Linked DNA regions of Homo sapiens: all the other regions are linked to region 3. Evidence: chromatin loops called from intact Hi-C (ENCODE). Cell type or tissue: heart left ventricle. All regions are shown on one strand.

Evidence for each region. Hi-C counts contacts between places; a loop is a spot of excess contacts. Peaks named below come from ENCODE experiments on the same cell type or tissue, not always from the same donor. Only the 100,000 strongest peaks of a DNase experiment are listed, where the experiment ranks them.
Region 1: it touches region 3 in a loop (2.7-fold over the local background); 28 of 110 quality-filtered maps call a loop at or near these places.
Region 2: a loop joins it to region 3, with 13 times the contacts of the local background. A loop is called at or near these places in 107 of 110 quality-filtered maps.
Region 4: a loop joins it to region 3, with 2.2 times the contacts of the local background. A loop is called at or near these places in 17 of 110 quality-filtered maps.
Region 5: it touches region 3 in a loop (2.6-fold over the local background); 32 of 110 quality-filtered maps call a loop at or near these places.

The regions. Positions count from the first base shown.
Region 1 is chr15:90,692,186-90,696,185 of GRCh38, reverse strand. The region is part of intron 2 of CRTC3-AS1 (CRTC3 antisense RNA 1); the gene reads left to right. Among named protein-coding and RNA genes, the nearest start is that of CRTC3-AS1, 23 kb to the left of the region's middle. In heart left ventricle, a CTCF peak has its summit at 2,318 (motif pointing right); no DNase peak of the experiment used is centred here.
Region 2 is chr15:90,646,470-90,650,469 of GRCh38, reverse strand. The region is part of intron 2 of CRTC3-AS1 (CRTC3 antisense RNA 1); the gene reads left to right. Among named protein-coding and RNA genes, the nearest start is that of LINC01585, 12 kb to the left of the region's middle. RefSeq lists a silencer at 3,683-3,866. In heart left ventricle, a CTCF peak has its summit at 2,234 (motif pointing left); a DNase peak (open chromatin) is centred at 1,759; H3K27ac peaks cover 1,753 bases.
Region 3 is chr15:90,884,669-90,888,668 of GRCh38, reverse strand. It overlaps FES (FES proto-oncogene, tyrosine kinase), which reads right to left. Exons shown (of 19, transcript NM_002005.4): 2 at 3,411-3,632; 3 at 3,084-3,257; 4 at 1,612-1,708; 5 at 1,299-1,482. The coding sequence starts at 3,623. Among named protein-coding and RNA genes, the nearest start is that of FES, 2.2 kb to the right of the region's middle. RefSeq lists an enhancer at 3,020-3,449. In heart left ventricle, CTCF peaks have their summits at 2,259 and 2,472 (motif pointing right); DNase peaks (open chromatin) are centred at 1,438, 2,488 and 2,928; H3K4me3 peaks cover 1,932 bases; H3K27ac peaks cover 1,856 bases.
Region 4 is chr15:90,493,154-90,497,153 of GRCh38, reverse strand. IQGAP1 (IQ motif containing GTPase activating protein 1) reads right to left here. Exons shown (of 38, transcript NM_003870.4): 36 at 2,319-2,441. Among named protein-coding and RNA genes, the nearest start is that of CRTC3, 35 kb to the left of the region's middle. In heart left ventricle, no CTCF peak of the experiment used is centred here; no DNase peak of the experiment used is centred here.
Region 5 is chr15:90,318,558-90,322,557 of GRCh38, reverse strand. No RefSeq gene overlaps it. Among named protein-coding and RNA genes, the nearest start is that of ZNF774, 32 kb to the left of the region's middle. RefSeq lists an enhancer at 2,395-2,504. In heart left ventricle, a CTCF peak has its summit at 2,362 (motif pointing left); a DNase peak (open chromatin) is centred at 2,347.

The DNA of each region.
Region 1 (4,000 bases), 190 kb after region 3:
ACTTTTACATGCCTTCCAAGTATCTTCTAAAGAAGTGTTATGAGATGTTCCAGCCGGGCACGGTGGCTTACGCCTGTAATCCCAGTACTTTTGGAGGTGGGCAGGTCACCTGAGGTCAGGAGTTAGAGACCAGTCTGGGCAACATGGTGAAACCCTGTCTCTACTAAAAATACAAAAATTAGCCAGGCATGGTGGCGCATGCCTATAATCCCAGCTACTCAGATAGCTGAAGCAGGAGAGTTGCTTGAACCTGGGAGGTGGAGGTTGCAGTTAGTCGGTGATGACTGTTGAGATGTAACACCAGCAGCATGATCCGTGACAGAATTAATAAGGTGGACTTTATTAAAATTAAAATTTTCTGCTTTACAAAAGACACTCTTAAGAGAACAAAAAGACAAGACAGACTAGAAGAAAATGTTTGCAAAAGATATATCTGATAATGGACCATTATCCAAAATATACAAAGAATTCTCAAAACTTAACAATAAGAAAACAAACAACCTGATTAAAAAATGAGTCAAAGGCCTGGCATGGTGGCTCGTACCTATAATCCTAACACTTTGGGAGGCTGAGGCAGTAAGATTGCCTGAACCCAGAAATTCAATACCAGCCTGGGCAATATAGTGAGACCTCGTCTCTACAAAAAATATAAAAATTAGCTGGGTGTCGTGGTGCAGGCCTGTTGTCCCACCTACTTGCTAGGCTGAAATGGGAGGATGGCTTGAGCCCAGGAGGCGGAGGTTGCAGTGAGCCATGATTGTGCCACTGCACTCCAGTCTGGGCAATAGAGCAAGACTCTGTCTCAAAAAACAAAAGCAAACCCAAAAATATGCCAAAGACCTTAACAGACACCTTACCAAAGCAGATAAACAGATGGCAAATAAGCATATGAAAAGATGCTCCACATTTCCCTTTCATCAGGGAAAAGCAAAATAAAACAACAATAAGATGTCATTGCATACCTATTAGAATGGCCAAAGTCCAGAACACTTACAACATCAAATGCTGGCAAGCATGTGGAGCAACAGGAACTCTCATTGCTGATGGGAATGCAGAATGGCATAGCCACTTTGGAAGACAGTATGGTAGTTTCTTACAAAACTAAACCTACTCTTGCCATATGATCCAATGTTGGCTTTGAAAACTTATGTCCATACAAAACCCTGCACAGGTATTTATAGCAGCTTTATTCATAACTGCCAAAACTTGGAAGTAACTAAAATGTCCTTCAGTAGGTGAATGGATAAATTGTGATACATTCAAACAATGGAATATTATCCAGCATTAAAAAGAAATGAGCTACCAAGCCGTAAAGAGACATGAGGAAAACTTAATTCCATAATGCTAAGTGAAAGAAGCCAGTCTGAAAAGGCTACACACTGTATTATTCCAACAATATGGCATTCTGGAAAAGACAAAACTGTGGAGATGGTAAAAAGATCAGTGGTTGCCAGGGGCTGAGGGCAGGAAGGGATGAATAGGCAGAGAATAGAGGAGTTTTAGGGCAGTGAAAATACTCTGTATGATACTATAATGGTGGACACATGTCCTATATATTTTTCCATTTGTCCATAGATTGTACAACAACAAGAATGAACCTTAATATAAACTATACACTTTGAGTGATGATGTGTCAATGTAGGTTCATCAGTTGTAATAAATGTAGCACTCTGGTGGGGGATGTTGTTAATGGGGGGGATTGTGCATGTGTTGGGGGGGCATATGAGATATCTCAGTGCCTTCCTCTTAATTTTGCTATGAACCTAAAACTGCTCTCAAAAAAATAAAGTCTGGCCGGGTACAGTGGCTCACACCTGTAATCTCAGCACTTTGGGAAGCCAAGGCAGGTGGATCACCTGAGGTCAGGAGTTCGAGATCAGCCTGGCTGACATGATGAAACCCTGTCTCTACTAAAATTACAAAAATTAGCTGGGTGTGGTGGCGCGCGCCTGTTATCCCAGGTACTCGGAAGGCTGAGGCAGGAGAATCGCTTGAACCCAGGAGGCGGAGCTTGCAGTGAGCCGAGATTGCACCACTGCACTCCAGCCTGGGTGACAGAGTGAGACTCTATCTCAAAAAAAATAATAAAATAAAATAAAGTCTTTAAAAAAATAATCTTTGGCTACTTCAGCCATTTTCTCCCTTCTCAGGCCATGGCTTTGGTTTCATCCTCAACCTCCAACTAGGTTCCTCTGACAACTTTTTTTTTTTTTTTAACATTTCTCTGCTCCAAAACCAGACCCCAAATTCAGGGAGGAAATTATGTAGAGGCTGATGGTCTTACACCCAGATCACCTGTGGTTTTCCCCAAATGGCCACTTGATGGCACTCAAGAATCTTCTTCTTGTTCACATGATTCCTGGAATGGCTCATGTGAAATAAAGGGGGTATGATGAATGAAGGACTTTTGATAAAAGTCATTAGATGCTATGGATATGTTCCAGTGTGTTCCATTGTAGACCACAGTACTATCATGTCTGCCTTTTTTTTTTTTTTTTTGGTAGAGATGGGGGTCTCACTATGTTGCCCTGGCTGGTCTTGAACTCTTGGGCTCAAGCAGTCCTTTTGCCTCAGCCTCCCAAAGTGTTGGGATTATAGGTATGAGCCACTGCACCTGGCCTGTCTCTGCCATTTTTTGACAGATAATGGAACGGCATGATTCACAACAGTATTATTCTGTTAATTTCATCCAGATGAAAAAATACTGATCACATAAATAGAAATATATGTTTAGAGATGTGTAGAACTATCACCATATACAAAATATACTACACTGTCATCATCAAAGAGTTGTTAAAAGTTTTCCTACTCAAATTTGAAATATCTGCCAGGCATGGTGGCTCACACCTGTAATTCCAGCAATTTGGGAGGCTGAGGCAAGCAGATAACTGGAGCTCAGCAGTTCGAGACCAGCCTTGGCAACATAGCAAAACCGCGTCTCTACTAAAAAATTAAAAAATTAGCCGGGCATGGTGGCGTGCACCTGTAATACCAGCTACTCAAGAGACTGAGGTGGGAGGATGGCTTGAGCCCGGGAGGTTGAGGTTGCAATGAGTCAGGATCGTGCCACTCACTCCAGCCTGGGCAACAGAGCAAGAGTCTATCTCTAAAAAAAAAAAAAAGAAGAAGAGGTCGGGCGTGGTGGCTCACGCCTGTAATCCCAGCACTTTGGGAGGCCAAAGCATGTGGATCACTTGAGGTCAGGAGTTCTAGACTAGCCTGGCCAACATGGTAAAATCCCGTCTCTTCTAAAAATACAAAAATTAGCTGGGCGTGGTGGCAGGCACCTGTAATCCCAGCGGGGCCGAGGCAGGAGAATCACTTGAACCCGGGAGGTGGAGGTTGCAGTGAGCCGAGATCGCACCATTGCACTCCAGCCTGGGGGACAAGAGCGAGACTTCGTCTCAAAAAAAAAAAAAAAAAGAGAGAAATATCCTTGTCCTTTAATACAATGAGACACAAACCTCATAGGTCAAATGGGAAAGGAAGTCTGTGAAGGCTTTCAGATGCAACAAGACTTTGACTACTGACTTTCACTATAGAATCAGCGGGTGGGGGGGTATAAAATGACAAAATAGAATTTCAGAAACTAAATTGGTCAAGATGTGTGCAGAAACCTGATTCAAATGGCCTAGATAGTTCCCAGAGTTCTTGCAAGTATAAGATGCACAGCTGTCAAAGAGACATTCTCATCTTGAAATATTAATGGGTTGGCCCATGACACGTCCCTCTATACTCCCAGGGGAACCCACTTAAAAGCAATAATATATTAAATGATATCCTCCTAAATTAGTACAAAGCATTCTATAAAAAGCGTGTCAAGGCCTTCTTTTCACATGTCCTACCGTGGCAGATGCTGTTGGTGCTTCACCTGTATCCCCCTGGATCCCTTTTACCATTTCTGTCCTGTTATCCTCCACTTTCTGTGACCTTTGTTTCCAGTGGCTTGTACCTGAGGGCATCACACCTGGTCTGCTGGGGTTGCTGTGCACACCAGCAT
Region 2 (4,000 bases), 240 kb after region 3:
GTGACTGTGACCAACTCAGACCTTGAAAAGACTCCTTGATGACAAAGTCAAGGTAGCCATGAGGTGAAGGAAAATAACCCAAGAATGGAAAAACCCATTCTAGAAGGACAGGCGGTGGAACAGGGAATCCATACACACACAACAGGCCAAACAATGGTGGGAACGATGGTTACAGGACAGGATGTAAGTAGTATAAACCTTGACAATGTAAAAACACGAACTCACAAAATTTGGGAGGGGGAAGGAGCTAGGAAGTGGTGGTGAGCTCATTTCCTTATCCTAAATCGTAGGTTGTCAAGAGATGCCATCTATAGTTGAAACATGCTGAAAGAATGAATCCAGCTGCTTAATATTTTTCTTTCCTTTAGAGAAATAATTTAGAACCAGAAGAAGCAGCGTCATTATTTGCAGCTTGGTAATTTCTTTAGTTACATTTAAGTTGCCTTTTGTTCTGTTAAATTTAAGTATGGCACTTTTTCTAAAAAGAGTATGTATTGTATGAGCCCATTTTGGTTAAAAAAACTCCTTTGAATATGTGCGTAGAGAGATGTCTCCATCCATGTTTCCTGGGTGTCAGCCATGATTATTTCTGGGGTGCTGGATTTCCGGACCACTTGAAATTTTTGTTTTTGGTACTCTTCGGTGTTACTTGAATTTCTTATAATGAGCATGCACTATTTTTATCAGAGCAAAGCTTTTTTAAAAAATTAAAATACATGTCTGGAAAAGAGAGAGAGAAAAAAAAAACACGTGTTCCTTTGCCAGGCTTCTATCTCACTGGGATCCGTGGGGACCCTTCCCAGAGGGGCTGCTCAGAGCCCACCTCTGCAGGGTGAAGGGTGCGATTCATTTCCGCACCCCTCACCCTGGTGATGGGCGTAGTCGGGGGCCGGGGGTGCACAGGGGAGGGAAACTTGTGAGCAGATCCTGAAGGATGCACTTTGGAGCCCTGGGTTCTGGGCTGGTGAGGTCAGGAGGCCTTGATGTGAGGCCCACTGGGTCCAGGCTTTGTGCCTTCACTGTTTAGTTGGGTGACAGAGCCTCTATGGGCCTGTTTCCTCTTCTGTAAACTCAAGAAGTCATCCTTGGCTAGGGGCAGTGGTTCACGCCTGTAATCCCGGCACTTTGGGAGGCCGAGGCAGGTGGATCACCCGAGGTCAAGAGTTTGAGACCAGCCTGGCCAACATGGTGAAACGCTATCTCTACGAAAAATACAAAAATCAGCCAGGTGTGCTGGCACATGCCTGTAATCCCAGCTACTCGGGAGGCTGAGGCAGGAGAATCACTTGAACGCGGGAGGCGGAGGTTGCAGTGAGCGAAGATCACACCACTGCACTCCAGCCTGGGCGACGGAACGAGACTCTGTCTCGGAAAAAAAAAAAAAAAAAAAAAAGAAGTCCTCCATGCCCTGCCTCGTTTTCAGGTTGATGTGAGGGATGTGTGTGGTGCTGTCACAGGGTTCAGCCTGGGAGGCCACATGGATTCCTGGCTTCATGCAGGAATTCAAAAGTAAGCTGACAAAGTGATAGCAAGTTTATTAAGAAAGTAAATGAATAAAAAAGGGGCTACCCCAGCAGCACGGGCTGCTCGACTCAGTAGACTTATGGTTATTTCTTGATCATACGGTAAATAAGGAGTGGATTATTTATGAGTTTTCCAGGAATGGGGTGGGAATTTCCTGGAACTGAGGGTTCCTCTTCCTTTTCGACCATATAGGGTAATTTCCGTACGTTGCCATGGCACTTGTGAACTGTCACGCGCTGCTGGGAGTGTCTTTTAGCAACTAATGTATTATAGTTAGTGAATAATGAACAGTGAGGACAACCAGAGGTCACTTTCGTCATCATCTTGGTTTTGGCGGGTTCTGGCAGTTTCTTTATTGCATCCTGTTTTATCAGTGTGATCTTTGTGATCTGTATCTTGTGCCTATCTCCTGTCTCCTCCTGTGACTTTGAATGCCTAACCTCCGGGGAATGCAGCCCAGCAGGTCTCAGCCTCATTTTACCCACAGCCCCTGTTCAAGATGGAGTCACTCTGGTTTGAATGCTTCTGACGGTGCAGTGTCTGGTAGTCTGGGTGGTCACTAAGGATACTTATTACTCCATATCATACAATTCAATTCTAGCCAACACCACTGCCAGCCCAGTTCAAGGGCTAAAGTTGAGGGGGTCCGGGGCTCTCTGTCCTGTTCTGGGTCCTAAGAGCCACTCTTATAGTTGCAGCTCCACCTAGTGTCCACATGAGGACATAGCAGCATATAGCTGGTTTATTGTAAACCCCAATTTCCATACCTGCCTACCATACAGCTTTATTAGGTAAAATGGACCAAAAAGATCTTTTTTTATTTTTATTTTTAATTTTTTTTGAGACAGAGTCTCGCTCTGTCACCCAGGTTGGAGTGCAGTGGTGTGATCTCTGCTCACTGCAACCTCTGCCTGCTGGGTTCAAGCAATTCTCCTGCCTCAGCCTCCCCAGTAGCTGGAATGACAGACGCCCACCCGGATAATTTTTGTATTTTTGGTAGAGATGGGGTTTCACCATGTTGTCTAGGCTGGTCTCGAACTCCTGACCTCAGGTGATCCTCCGGCTTCAGCCTCCCAAAGTGCTGGGATTACAGTCATGAGCCACTGTGCCTGGCCCAAAATAAGATCTAAAATCATTCCTTCCAGATCGAAAATTTAGTATTTCAAAACAAGTATACAAATTCAGTACTTTTCAAGATTAAAGTATCCTGTGTTTGAAAAGATGGCACAGGAGGAGGGGTGAGGAGAAGGAGGGGTGTGGAGGAGGAGGGGTGAGGAGGAGGAGGGGTGAGGAGGAGGGGTGTGGAGGATGAGGAGGGGTGTGAAGGGGGAGGGGGAGGGGTGTGAAGGGGGAGGGATGTGGAGCAGGAGGGTTGAGGAGGAGGGATGTGGAGAGGAGAAGGGGTGAGGAGGAGGGGGGTGAGGCGGAGGAGGGGTGTGGAGGATGAGGAGGGGTGTGGAGGAGGAGGGGTGAGGGAGGTGTGAGGCGGAGGAGGGGTGTGGAGGAGGAGGGGTGTGGTGGAGGAGAAGGGGTGAGGGGGAGGGGTGTGGAGGAGGATTGTGGAGGAGGAGGGGTGTGGAGGAGGATTGAGGAGGAGGGGTGTGGAGGAGGATTGTGGAGGAGGAGGGGTGTGGAGGAGGATTGTGGAGGAGGAGGGGTGTGGAGGAGGATTGAGGAGGAGGGGTGTGGAGGAGGATTGAGGAGGAGGGGTGTGGAGGAGGATTGTGGAGGAGGAGGGGTGTGGAGGAGGATTGTGGAGGAGCAGTGGGTGTAGAGGTGGAGGAGGGCTGTGGAATTTGGAGGGGTGTGGAGGAGAAGGAGGGCTTTGGAGGAGGGGTTGGAGGAGGAGGGGTGTGGAATAAGAGGAGGATTGTGGAGGAGGAGGGGTGAGGAGGAGGGTTGAGGAGGAGGAGGATTGTAGAGGGGGAGTGGGTGTGGAGGAGTTGGGGTGTGCAGGAGGAGGAGAGGTGAGGAAGAGGAGGTGTTTGGAGGACACCTGGTCTCCAGCTCCATGGCGGTGATGGGGGCTGAGCTCCAAGAGAAGGAAGCTGCTGTCAACAGTTCGGAAGAATTTGCGGATTTTTCGAGCCCCTACTGTGTGCCAGGTGCTGGGGAAGTGGCATACAAGTAAACATGCCCCTGTGCTTGCAGAGTTTGGAGCCCTGTGGGGAAGCTGGATGTCAATTGCAGGTGGACCCGGATCTCCAGAAAACAAGGGGTGGGGTGGGCATGAGCACTGGCTGATAGGCAGGTGGGGAGAGGGCTAAGTATGAGGGTCGTCTGCTTGGAGGGCTGGAGAAGTTGGTTTGGGAGGTCGATGGAAAGAAGATGATGGTGGAGGGGGAGGATGATAGGAGACAGGCATGGCCTGGGTGGTAGAATATGCAGAAAAGCCTTACTGGAGCCAGAGAGGATTTCGGAGGGGAGAGAGTGGCCAAAGGGTCAGGATGCGGCTGACATCAGAGGGCCTTGGACA
Region 3 (4,000 bases):
TGCTCCAGGCCAAATCCCCAGAGTGACCCCTGACTCCTCTATTTCACGCCCCACTTCCAATCCATAGGGAAATCCCACTGGCTTCACCTTCCAGGACCTGACCGCGCCTCACCTCCATTGCTACCTCCCCGTCCTAGTGGCCAAAAGCTTGGATCTGGATTATGGCAAGAGCCTGCTCTCTGGCCTCCCAGCTTCTGTCCTTGCTCCCTGAAGTCTATTTGCAGCACAGCAGCCAGAGTGGCCTTATTAAAACAGAGGTCAGGGCTGGGCATGGTGGCTCATGCCTGTAATCCCGGCACTTTGGGAGGCAGAGGCAGGCAAATCGCTTTGAGCCCAGGAATTAGAGACTAGCCTGGGCAACATGGTGAAACCCCATCTCTACTAAAAATACAAAAATTAGCTGGGTGTGGTGGCGCATGCCCGTAGTTCCAGCTACTCGGGAGGCTGAGGCAGGGGAATCACTTGAACCTGGGAGGCGGAGGTTGCAGTAAGCCGAGATCATGCCACTGCACTCTAGCCTGGGCGGCAGAGCGAGACTCTGACTCAAAAAAAGTTAAAACAAAATGAAACAAAAAAACAGAGGTCAGATCATGCCATTCTTGTTCACCCAGAGCCAAAGTCCTCACCATGGCCCTGCTAGACCCTCTATCACCCAGTAGCCCTTGACGCCTGCCTCCTCCAGCCTCGTGTATGACTCTCCCCCTCCCTCACTCTCAGAGGCACCACTGGTTCCTGGCTATTAGTCCCTGGTACTCTCCTACCTCAAGGCCTGTGTAATTGCTGTCCTCCTTTCTGGAATGGTCTTTCTCCAAATAGCCCCATGATTCACTCCCGTACCCCTCTCAGGGGCCTCTTTGAATGTCACCTCTCAAGAGGCTTTCCCAGATCACTCTATGGACAACTGTCACCTCCTCCCTTGCCTCCGTGCTCCCAGGTCCCGATCCACTTCTCTTGCTTTATTTTTCTCCATGGCTCTTAGTGCTCCTCACATCCTCACTCCACTAACACGAAAGATCCCTGAGGACAGATGTTTTTGTCTACCATCGTTCTCTGGTATAATCCAGAGCCCAGAACAGTGCTCAATGAATGTAATAAAACCCTGGAATAATGAGACCCTGGAATAGTGTAATTCAGAGGTAAGTTGCCTGTTTCCAATCCTTGGCCCAGGTCCCGTTCTCATGTGGTTACATGGCCAGCACCTTCCCAGCAATGGATTTTCTGGGTCCTGCCTCTGGGCCTGATGGCTGGGCTTAGGGCTGCTCAAGGGTGGGGGCCAGGGGACGGGGCTGCGGGCTTACAGGATGCAAGCCATCTCCTCGTGCAGGTCCTGCAGTGACCGCAGCAGGCCGGGCAGCAGGAGCTGGTGGTGGTGCTGGTGGTGTAGCTGCGCAGCCCGCACGCCCAGCACATAGCGGTTGTGGTGAGCAAAGAGCTTCCACAGGCTGCGCACATACTTGTCCTTAGCCTTGTCACGGTCCTTGTCTGCCAGAAGGGGGGCAAGGGGTATAGATGACAGCATGGAGGCCCAGGCAGCCCCCACTCTCTGGGTACCCAAGGACAGGTCAGCACTGGCTTCGGATTCCCTCCCTGCCAGCAAGGGAAGCCACGAACCTTTGCTGGCCTCCTGGTACTTGCGCTTGGCTTGGGCACTGTCCCGTGCCAGAGCTCGGTACTGGCTCTTCAGCTTCTCAATGTCCTGGCTGTGGGTCTAGGGAGAGAGGAGAGGCCAGTGTGGGGCAGCAGGTCCCCAGTTGTGGAAGATTCTTGCCTGGGGTGAAGCCCTGGAAAGGTCCTGTCGTCAGGCAAGGAGCACCTGGAGACTTCTGGGAAAGCTGGCTGCTGACGTGAGAGTCAAAGATCAGAGAGCCTGTTAAAGACAGACCCCTTGGGGAGGCAAAGAGGTAGACTACAGGCTACAATGGTCCCTCCTTGGACTGACAGTGGTAGCCTGGTGGCAGGCAGGGCCAGTTGCAGGTGTGCACGGCCTGTGCAGTCACACGGGGCTCCACATGTAGAAGGGCCCTGTGCTTGGTTTCATTCTCCATTATTGCCACCTGGAAATTCCTAGCAATCTTTTAACAAAGACCCCCACAATTTCACTTTGCACTGGGTCCTGCAAATTATGTTCTTGGCAGTAGGAATAGATGACAGCCCGAGATCAGTGTTCTCGTCCCAGTTCTCCTGTTTATGTGCTGGGATATGTTGGGCAAGCGCCCAACCTCAGTTTCCCCATCTGTAACTGAGCTAGATTCCTCGACTAGATCAGTCTTTTTCTTAAAGGGCCAGATAGTAAATAAATATTTTACGCTTGTAGGCCATAGAGCCTCTGTCACAATTACTCAACTCTGTCATTGTAGTCACAGACAATATGAAAACAAAAGGGCATAGCTGTGTTCCAGCAAAACTTTATAAAAATGGGCCCACCCTTGAATCAGATGATCTTTTGGGGCGAGGAATGGGGCCAGGGTGGCCACCAGGGGCCGCTGTGGGTCCATGGCAAGGCTGGGCTCTGCACTTGAGGAAGGGGTGTGGTGCAGGGAGGGTGACCAGCACACTGAATGGGGGCACTAGGCTCCCAGATAAATAGTTCCAAATCACACAGCCTCTAGACTGAGGAGCTGGGTGGGATTCAAACCTAGGCAGGCTGACTTCACGGCCCGAATCCTCGACCTTCGGGGGGCCATGCTGCTGCCCAGTCTCTGGGGCCCTGAGAGGAGGCTGCCTAGGTCGAAGGCAAACAGACTGACCCTCATTCCTCTCCCTGACTCTCAGAACCCAGAGCCAGATGGCACAGTGTGGAGGCGAGTACCGATTCTGAGCTTCTCCCAGGCACGTGACCGGTCACTCATCCTTACACTCCCAGCACTTTGCCCAGGCACAGAAAAAGCACAGAGAGGCCTTGCTGCAAGCCAGCTCAACGTAGGGGAAGGAAGAGAGGAAGCTGCATCAAGGTTAGAGCAAGCCAGGCCTGCGGTCAGGGACTTACACTTCCCCAGTGAATCCAGGGCCTCTTGTGCAAAACAACCCCTTCGAGGCTCAAAATTTAGACAGAAATGACCGAAGCCCCAGTGCTGCCCGCTCACCTTGGTGAGCTCCTGCTGCAGCTGCTGCCACTGCTCGCTGTAGGTCTTGCGAAGCTGCTGCCGTTCCCGGATGAGCAGGCTCAGCTTGCTCAGGGGCCCTGAGTTCAGATCCTCTGCGTGCTGCCGCAGCAAGCGGCTCAGGCCCTCAGTTTGGCTGGTGATCTCAGCCCAGGACTATACAGCACAGATGGGGGAGGCAGGGAGGGGGGCACAATGGCTCCCAAGCATTGGCCTGCCAGATCTCCAGCCACTGCCCCAGAGGGCCCCCAGGAGAGGAAGGAGAAGGCAGATACAGCCAGCACCCACCAGAGTCCCATAGAGACCCACCTGACTGATGGGGCTGTCAGGGCTGATGGCCCGGCTCTGGCCCCCACTGTCCTGCAGGGACATGTGGTGAAGCAGTCCTGCATACTCCCTGTCACTCTTGACCCGCTGGGCCATCCACTTTCTCATGCCCTCCAGTAGACGAAGCTCGGCCTCCTGCATTTGCTGCAGGACCCCGTGGCCCTGGGGGCTGCACAGCTCGGAAGAGAAGCCCATAGTGCTGTTCTGGGGACAGAAAAGGGGCCATCCCTGGAGGCAAGGCAGCAGCTGGAGACGGAGGCATGGGACGAGGAGACTGGGGACTGTAGGGTCAGGATGGACTGCAGACGGGGAGGAGGTGGGGTCCTGCCTCGCTCACACGCAGCCATGGGTACCCAGCAGCAGCCTGGCCTGGGGACTGGCCCTCATTGCTTCCTTAGCGTCAGGGTCTCCTCCGCACGTTCGGGAACAGGAGCCAACCTGGAGCCTCCCTCCCCAGGCCCTTCCACCCACCACCCCTTACAGGGACACCCTTGCCCAGGTCCTCGACAGGCCAAGCCTGCCCCAGCTGAAGCCTCAGGCGCCCACAGCCTGAGCCCTGCCCCTGCGGCCAT
Region 4 (4,000 bases), 390 kb after region 3:
GAACCAAGTCTTCAAGAGTGAAAAGGGCTGCAGAAAATACAGGTCAAAAGTACTTCTGCAGCTGAAGCAGCACAGATTGCCAAGCCCAAGTACCATCTGCTCTGGGACTTGGAGAGAGGAATGGCAACCTCTCTCTGCCTGCAGCACTTACATCCTATCAAAGAGGAACCACTGAGGAGTTCCACAAGTGGCGTGTGAAGGGATGACATCATAGGAATTCTCTTCACTTCCACATGGCCAAAAAGGAAACCTAATGATAAAAGGAGAAAACGGAGGACACTGGGGAAGGAGAGGGTGTATGTGTTTGAATACATGCATGTTTGAGGACTGGGAGAAGTAAATAAACAAAAGGGGGTCCGTATAAAAAGCACCAAGGGAGGAGGTTTTCTAGAAAGAGTAGGTGCTGTGTATATAAGCACACTCAGTATTACCAAAGATAAATTGTTATTATTGAACGTATTTAAGTTATCACTCATTCACAATATGTTACGTGCCAGGAAATTTTGGGGGGCCAAAAGGAAAAGGTATTATGCAGCCGGGCACAGTGGCTCACATCTGTAATCCCAGCACTTTGGGAGACCGAGGCGGGCGGATCACGAGGTCAGATCGAGGCCATCCTGGCCAACATGGTGAAACCCTATCTCTATTAAAAATACAAAAATTAGCTGGGCATAGTGGCATGCACCTGCAGTCCCAGCTACTCAGAAGGCTGAGGCAGGAGAATTGATTGAACCCGGGAGGCAGAGGTTGTAGTGAGCTGAGTACCATACCCTATCACCACTGCAGTCCAGTCTGGTGATAGGGCGAGACTCCGTCTCAAAAAAAAAAAAAAAAAAAAAAAAAAAAAGGGATTATGCTGTTCTCTGGATGATCAAAGTATAGCACCCCAGATTTCCAGAACTCAACTATGGAGCTGCCTTACCTATTACGAACAGGGCTGAGAACCATGAAAGATGCAAAAAGGTCACTGAGAGTTAAAGAAGTCACAAAAACCCATGCACTGAAACACACATGCATCTTATTCAACTGGAACGCCTCACGGGTTATTCCTTAAACATATTTATCTTAAGTGATAAATAATTTTACCAGATTTAGTTGGCTATTTAGTTTCTAAGCCCATAGGAGCAAATTAAAAAGAAGACAGAAAGGCAAATAGAGGTAGGCACTTGAACAGTAGTGGAAGATAATGACCTATAATAATAAATAATAATAATAATAATAATAATAACATAATAATAAAGGCCTGTAATCCCAAAGGAGGCTGAGGTGGGTGAATCACATGAGGTCAGGAGTTTGAGATTAGCCTGGCCAACATGGTGAAACCCCATCTCTACTAAAAATACAAAAACTTAGCTGGGTGTGGTGGTGCATGCCTGTAGTCCCACCTAATTGGGAGGCTGAGGTGGGAGAATTGCTTGAACCTGGGAGGCCAAGGCTGCAGTGAGCTGAGATCGCGCCACTGTACTCTTGGGTGACAGAGAGACTCCGTGAAAAAAAAAAAAGAAGAAGAAAAAGAAGAAGAAGAAAAAAATATATATATATGTATTTATATATAAAGTAGTTAAATACATAAGTGGGTGAGTCGTGTATAATCTTTATGTGAATAGAAAAAAATACATTAAAACGATTTCAGTGGTTATCTCTGGCTTGTGGAATTACAGGTGTTTTCTTTTTTATGCTTTACTGTATTTTCAAAGTTTAATAACGAATACATATTATTTTAGAATTAGAAAAATGTAAAAGGTTCTTTTTTTAAAAGTTGTTTTTTTTCCCCCCCTAAACAGACAAAAGAAGAGAAAGATCAGTAGCCTGAGGTCACAGGGCTGACTGAGCAGATGCTCAATAAATGCTTGCTAATGACGCTGGGCCCAGGACCTGTGGGAGGATGACATGTCAGGTCCATGAACCACGTGCAAAGCAAGCTGATACTTCCCAGAAAAGCAAATGAAGATAAGTGCCTGGTTCCTAGCTATAAGTGGAATAAAGCAAACTCCTCTTATTGTTACTCTTAATTTATTCTTGGTTCAGAAACAGAAGAAATCCAAGGAATGGCTTCCTGCTTTAATGAGGAAAAATTAAGATCAGACCCAAATAAGTGAACATGACCTGAGACAAATGTTCTACAAACAAGGAAAAGAAAAACTCTTTTATGACAAATTAACTCTGAGTATGAGGCCTAATTCTACACATAAAAATATATAAATACATAAAAAATACTAAAAGTAACCATCCAGAAAAGAGAAATGAAGACAAAAAGGCAAAGATGTGATAAATGTAGAAATAAAAATCAACTTATAAAACAAAAAGCAAAGACTCACTGATTCACTTGCAGGTCCTCAATTTCCAGAAGAACTCCTTTTTCATGTAGTCTTGCTGCTGTATATTTCAGAGAAATCTTTTTGCTTTTCTTTCCTTTCATTTCCCTAGGCTTTTTGGAGACTCTGTAAAAATCACATCATGTCACTTTCTATAAGTAACCATCTACTCTGAATCTTCATCATTGGTAACTGAAGGAAACATGTCAGAAACCAAACTTCCAGACATAAGCATAAGTAACATACCAACTCTAAAATGGCAAACAAATGTTAGAATTAGCCTAAGCAATATCTCTGCAAAACAGGGGAAATATTACTAAATTGCTTCTATTTTTAGTTTAAATTATATTTGAGAACACTCCCATGAATTTAACAGTGTCTTAATCCTCCCATGTCCTTCTGGGAACTTAAGTACCTAACAAGTAACTAGGAGAGCTTCGTATGCCAGCTGAGGGAATGGTACTGAATCCCAGGAGTGAAGGAGTTACTCTACGCCCCTCAGCTGTGTAGGGAAAAAATTAAAATGTCATCAAATACTTTTTAAAAGCGTTTAAGCCAGCACAGCAATTACAGATGAATGAAAATAAGGAAAAAGAAACAGGTTAGGAGGCTATTAGGATAATCAAGGCAAGAAGTGCTAACTTCAGAAATATGCCCACATTTGCAAAATGACATATGTACAAGAGGTTATTTGCTGCAGAATTTAAAAAATAATAACAAACAACTGGAAACAACTTAAATGTCCATCAATGGAGAACTGCTGAAGTCAACTGTTATATCTATCTGCATAATGGAATAATATGCAGCATTAAAAAAAAATGAGAATCTAGGTCTGTCTGCTTAGAAGGCCTGGAGGCCATGACAAATCTGGCAGTGAACACACCTAGTTCTAGATCTTGGTTTCTAAATACCATTCTTCATTCAAAGAAACCAGGCATGCTTGGAGAAACAGTTCATTCTGGCCCTGGGGAGGGGAAACTACAGGTTGAACATGAAACATCTTGTGTCAGAAAGTCAGGAAGTGCACAAGGAACAATGAAAACACATCAAAAGCTCACAGGAGTCAGATCTGCAAGCAGGGTTAGGTGGGCCTGTTTTTCATCCCTTCCATCACCCATGCCTGACCCCAGAGAGTCTTCCATGGAAAGAGAGAAACAGAGGACATGCAAGAGCCAGGGAAATGGGAAGCAGATATGGCAAAATATTAAAAATGGGTGAATCTAGGTGAAGGGCACATGGGTGCTTATTGTTCTATTCATTCGATCTGAGATTTGAAAACTCTTAAAATAAAAAGTTAGGAATAAATAATAAACTACCCTGCAAGTAAAACCTGCTCTTATCACCCACCTCTCTGGGTTTTCAATTCCCTCCCTGTAACATGGGCATGCTGATAGTTTGTGGCCAGTGCCAAGAAGGCTGGATCAGACTTTCCTCAGCACCCAGGAAAAAAAATCAGAGCCTGTGATCTTGTCCCCAGGAAGTATAGAGAGGAGCAAGGGGACCCAAATTTGTATAATATTCCTTAAGTGATTCTGGGACCAGCAGATGATCTCCTTTCATGATTTTAATTTCTAAGGCCAAGAAGATTTTTTTTTTTTTCCAGAGTCTTGTTCTGTCGCCCAGGCTGGAGTGTAGTGATGCAATCGTGGCTCACTGCAACCTCCATCTCCCAGGTTCAGGTAATT
Region 5 (4,000 bases), 570 kb after region 3:
TATGTTGCTCAGGTCGGTGTCGAACTCCTGGGCTCAAGTTATCCACTCACTTCAGCCTCCCAAAATCCTCTACTTGCTTCTTTTTTTTTTTTTTTTTGAGATGGAGTCTCACTTTGTCGCCCAGGCTGGAGTGCAGTGGCACAATCTTGGTTCACTGCAACCTCTGCCTCCCGGGTTCAGGCGATTCTCCTGCCTCAGCCTCCCAAGGAGTTGGGACTACAGGTGCGTGCCACCATGCCCGGCTAATTTTTGTATTTTTACTAGAAATGGGGTTTTGCCATGTTAACAGGCCAGGCTGGTCTTGAACTCCTGATCTCAGGTGATCCACCCGCCTCAGCCTCCCAAAGTGCTGGGATTACAGGCGTGAGCCACTAAGCCCAGCAGTCCTTTACTTTCTTATTAAATGTGCTTTCTCTTCATTCTGTTGGCTTGCTCTTGAATTCCTTCTTGTGCAAAGCCAAGAACCCACGTGGCCTCCCAGGTTGACTGAATCCCAAAATTGGGGGTTCAGCCTGTGACAAAAATATTCATAAAACTATAAATTAAGCAATATATTTATTGAGAAAACACTTATAACAATATAGCAGACAATAGATTGGTATCTTCAATAAATAAAGGGGTCATACAAATGGATTTTAAAATTAAGATCCCAATAAATAAATGAGTAAAAGGGCCAGACATGATGGCTCATGCCTGTAATCCCAGTACTTTGGGAAGCCAAGACAGGAGGACCCCTTGAGCCCAGAAGTTGGAGGCTGCAGTGAGCTATGATTTTGCCACTATGTTCCAGCCTGGGAGCAGAGCAAGACTCCGTCTCTAAGTAAATAAATAAGTAAAAACTGCTAACAATTTATAAAAAACAGAAATACAAATTTTAAAATGTTAATTTATACTAGTAATTAATTGATTTTTTTTTTAAGATGATAATTTTGTTCTTGTTGCCCAGCGTGGAGTGCAATCGCGGGATCTCAGCTCACTGCAGCCTCCACCTCCCAGGTTCAAGTGATTCTCCTGCCTCAGCCTCCCGAGTAGCTGGGATTATAGGCACATGCCATCACGCCCGGCTAATTTTTTTTAATTTTTAGTAGAGACGGGGTTTCACCATGTTGGCCAGGCTGGTCTCGAACTCCAGACCTCAGGTGATCCTCCTACCTTGGCCTCCCCAAGGTGCTGGAATTACAGGCGTGACCCACCACGTCCAGCCTAATTGCAAATTAAAACATCTTTTTTACCAGTGCACTGATAAGAGAGATTTATAAAATTGTTTTCATTACTTTTGATTAGGGTGCAATTAGGTGTGCATTCCTTATGGTACTTGGTGTTGATAGTACACAATGATGCAAGCTTTCTAGGAAGTTTTTTGCAGCATGAATAAAAAGACTTGCAAATGTTTTTGACTCAGTAATTTCAATACTAGGTCTCTTATAAGGAAATAATCAGAAATATATATAAAAATATATAAGAATAGTCAATACAGCAAAAAACAAAATGATCAGTGTCTAAAAATAAGAAAATTATTACAAAATTACAATAGAACCCTATCATGAAAAAAGATCATTCAACCACTGCAAATAATGCTTATGAAGAATTTACAACGACATGGGAAAATACTCAACATACATTGCAGTACATGAAAAATCAGGACATGGACCTATATGTTTTATGTTTGCAACCATATAAAAATATGTGTACAATATATTCATATGTAGCAGATACTCTGCTGAAGATGTAACTTGTGAGTTTTATTTTCACTGCTTTTCCAAAGAATGCCAGAAAGTCTGCCCCCGGGTAGCTGACTCCCCACGGAGCTCCCCTTCCTCTAGGGAAAGTAAAAGGAATTTAGCTGTTTTAAGGGCTGGTCCTCCAACTGGAGACAATCAGGCTCTATTGTCAGAGAAGGTAGGGAACCCTTGACCTACCTTTATGTATGAAAGGCACACCAAGGATGCCTAAAAACCAATTGGAAGTCGCTCTTCGGGGAAGTTTGTAGCTCTATGGTCCGGGAAGGAATTAGAACAAGCCCATTTGGGAATGATAGTAGAGGAGTTAAAATTTTAAAAAGTAAAAATAGAACAAGCCCAGTCTGGTTTAAGGGTTGAAAACACCTGGGCAAGAAAGAAAAAGTTGTTATTGTCTGGAATGGGTGTTCCTCTGAGCCAGTCCTGACATAGTGCTGGGGCTGGCGGCGGGCTTGCGGGGCGAGGCTTTGCGGGGGCCTGAAAGGGCTGGGTACTATGAAGCCCTGGGAACTGGTAAGGACTCTGGATTAGCTAGTGCGGGGACAGAGGAAATTCTTCCTCTCTGGCCAGCAGTTACCGCCTTGGTGGGAACGCGCAGGAGCAGCGAAGAGTGACACCTTGTGGTGGTTAAGAGCAAGGGCAGAAACAGCCACAGACCACCGCTAGGGACTCCTGGGCTCCGCTCCAAAGGGTATGAATGTCCACAGGACTCCTTTGTGCATGACATATGCCTCAGGTTCCTGGGCAATCCCAGAGAAGGAGTAGCTCTAAGAAGGAGGTAATTGGCTAAGTCAGTAGTTAAAGGATAGAGCTAGTTTTTAGAAAAAGTTTTAAATGCATCTTGATTGTTATGGTACAGCTGGCCACTGCTGGGGCTCAGAAAACAATAGCCTAAAATGAGAACCTCAGCAGCAGCTTCGTAAGCAAACGTTTTCCTCTGACTTTCTCTTCCATGCCTTTCTCTCAGTACCATTCTCCCCTGCGGTTACCCATAGAAATCAGAGTCCCTTTTCCCTATAGTCAGCCATAAAACTTAAAAATGCTACTCTAGGCCGGGTGTAGTGGCTCACACCTGTAATCCCAACACTTTCGGGAAGCCGAGGTGGGCAGATGACATGAGGTCAGGAGTTCGAGACCAGCCTGGCCAACGTGGTAAAACCCCATCTCTACTAAAAATACAAAAATTAGCTGAGTGTGGTGGCGTGTGCCTGTAGTCCCAGCTACTTGGGAAGCTGAGGAAGGAGAATCGCTTGAACCCAGGAGACAGAGGTTGCAGTCAGCCGAGATCGCGCCACCGCACTCCAGCCTGGGTGACGGAGTGAGACTCCATCTCAAAAAAACAAAACAAAAAAATGACTCTAATTTCCCCTCCACCTTTCTGTGTCAAACTGCCCATAAAGAAACTAACTGGGCCGGCTACAGTGGCTCAGGCCTATAATACCAGCACTTTGGGAGGCTGAGGCGGGCAGATGACACAAGGTCAGGAGTTTGAGACCAGCCTGGCCAACGTGGTAAAACCCCATCTCTACTAAAAATACAAAAATTAGCCAGCCATGGTGGCGTGTGCCTATAGTCCCAGCTACTCGGGAGGCTGAGGTGGGAGAATGGCTTGAATCTAGGAGGTGGAGGTTGCAATGAGCCGAGACCATGCCACTGCACACTAGCCTGGGTGACAGAGCGAGACTCTGTCTCAAATAAAAACAAAACAAAAAAATTATCTAGGTGGGTGCAGTGGCTCATGCTTGTAATCCCAGCACTTTGGGAGGCAGAGGCAAAGGTTTAATTGAGCTCAGGAGTTCAAGACCAGCCTGGGCAATATAGGGAGACCCCCTGTCTTTACAAAAATAGAAATTAAAAAATTTGCCTGGTGTGGCGGTGCACCCCTGTGGTTCCAGCTACTTGGGAGGCTGAGGTGGGAGGATTACTTTAGCCCAGAAGGCTGAGGCTGCAGTATGCCGTGATCACGACACTGTACTCCAGCCTGGTGACAGAGCAAGACCCAGTCTCAAGAAAAAAAAATTATCTGACTTAACTTGTTTGACTGTAGATCATAAGACCTCCATTCCCGGCAGGTCCCTGCCCCTCACCCAGAAGGAAGGAATGCTGCAGAGAAAGTCCAAGAATCTGGAGAGACAGGCTGGGCTGGGTTTCCCCACTCAGTCTATTAGCAGTAGACCATATTCTTTCTGTCCATATATATATATATTTTATTTTATTTTATTTATTTTTTTATTTTTATTTTTTTTTGAGATGGAGTCTTG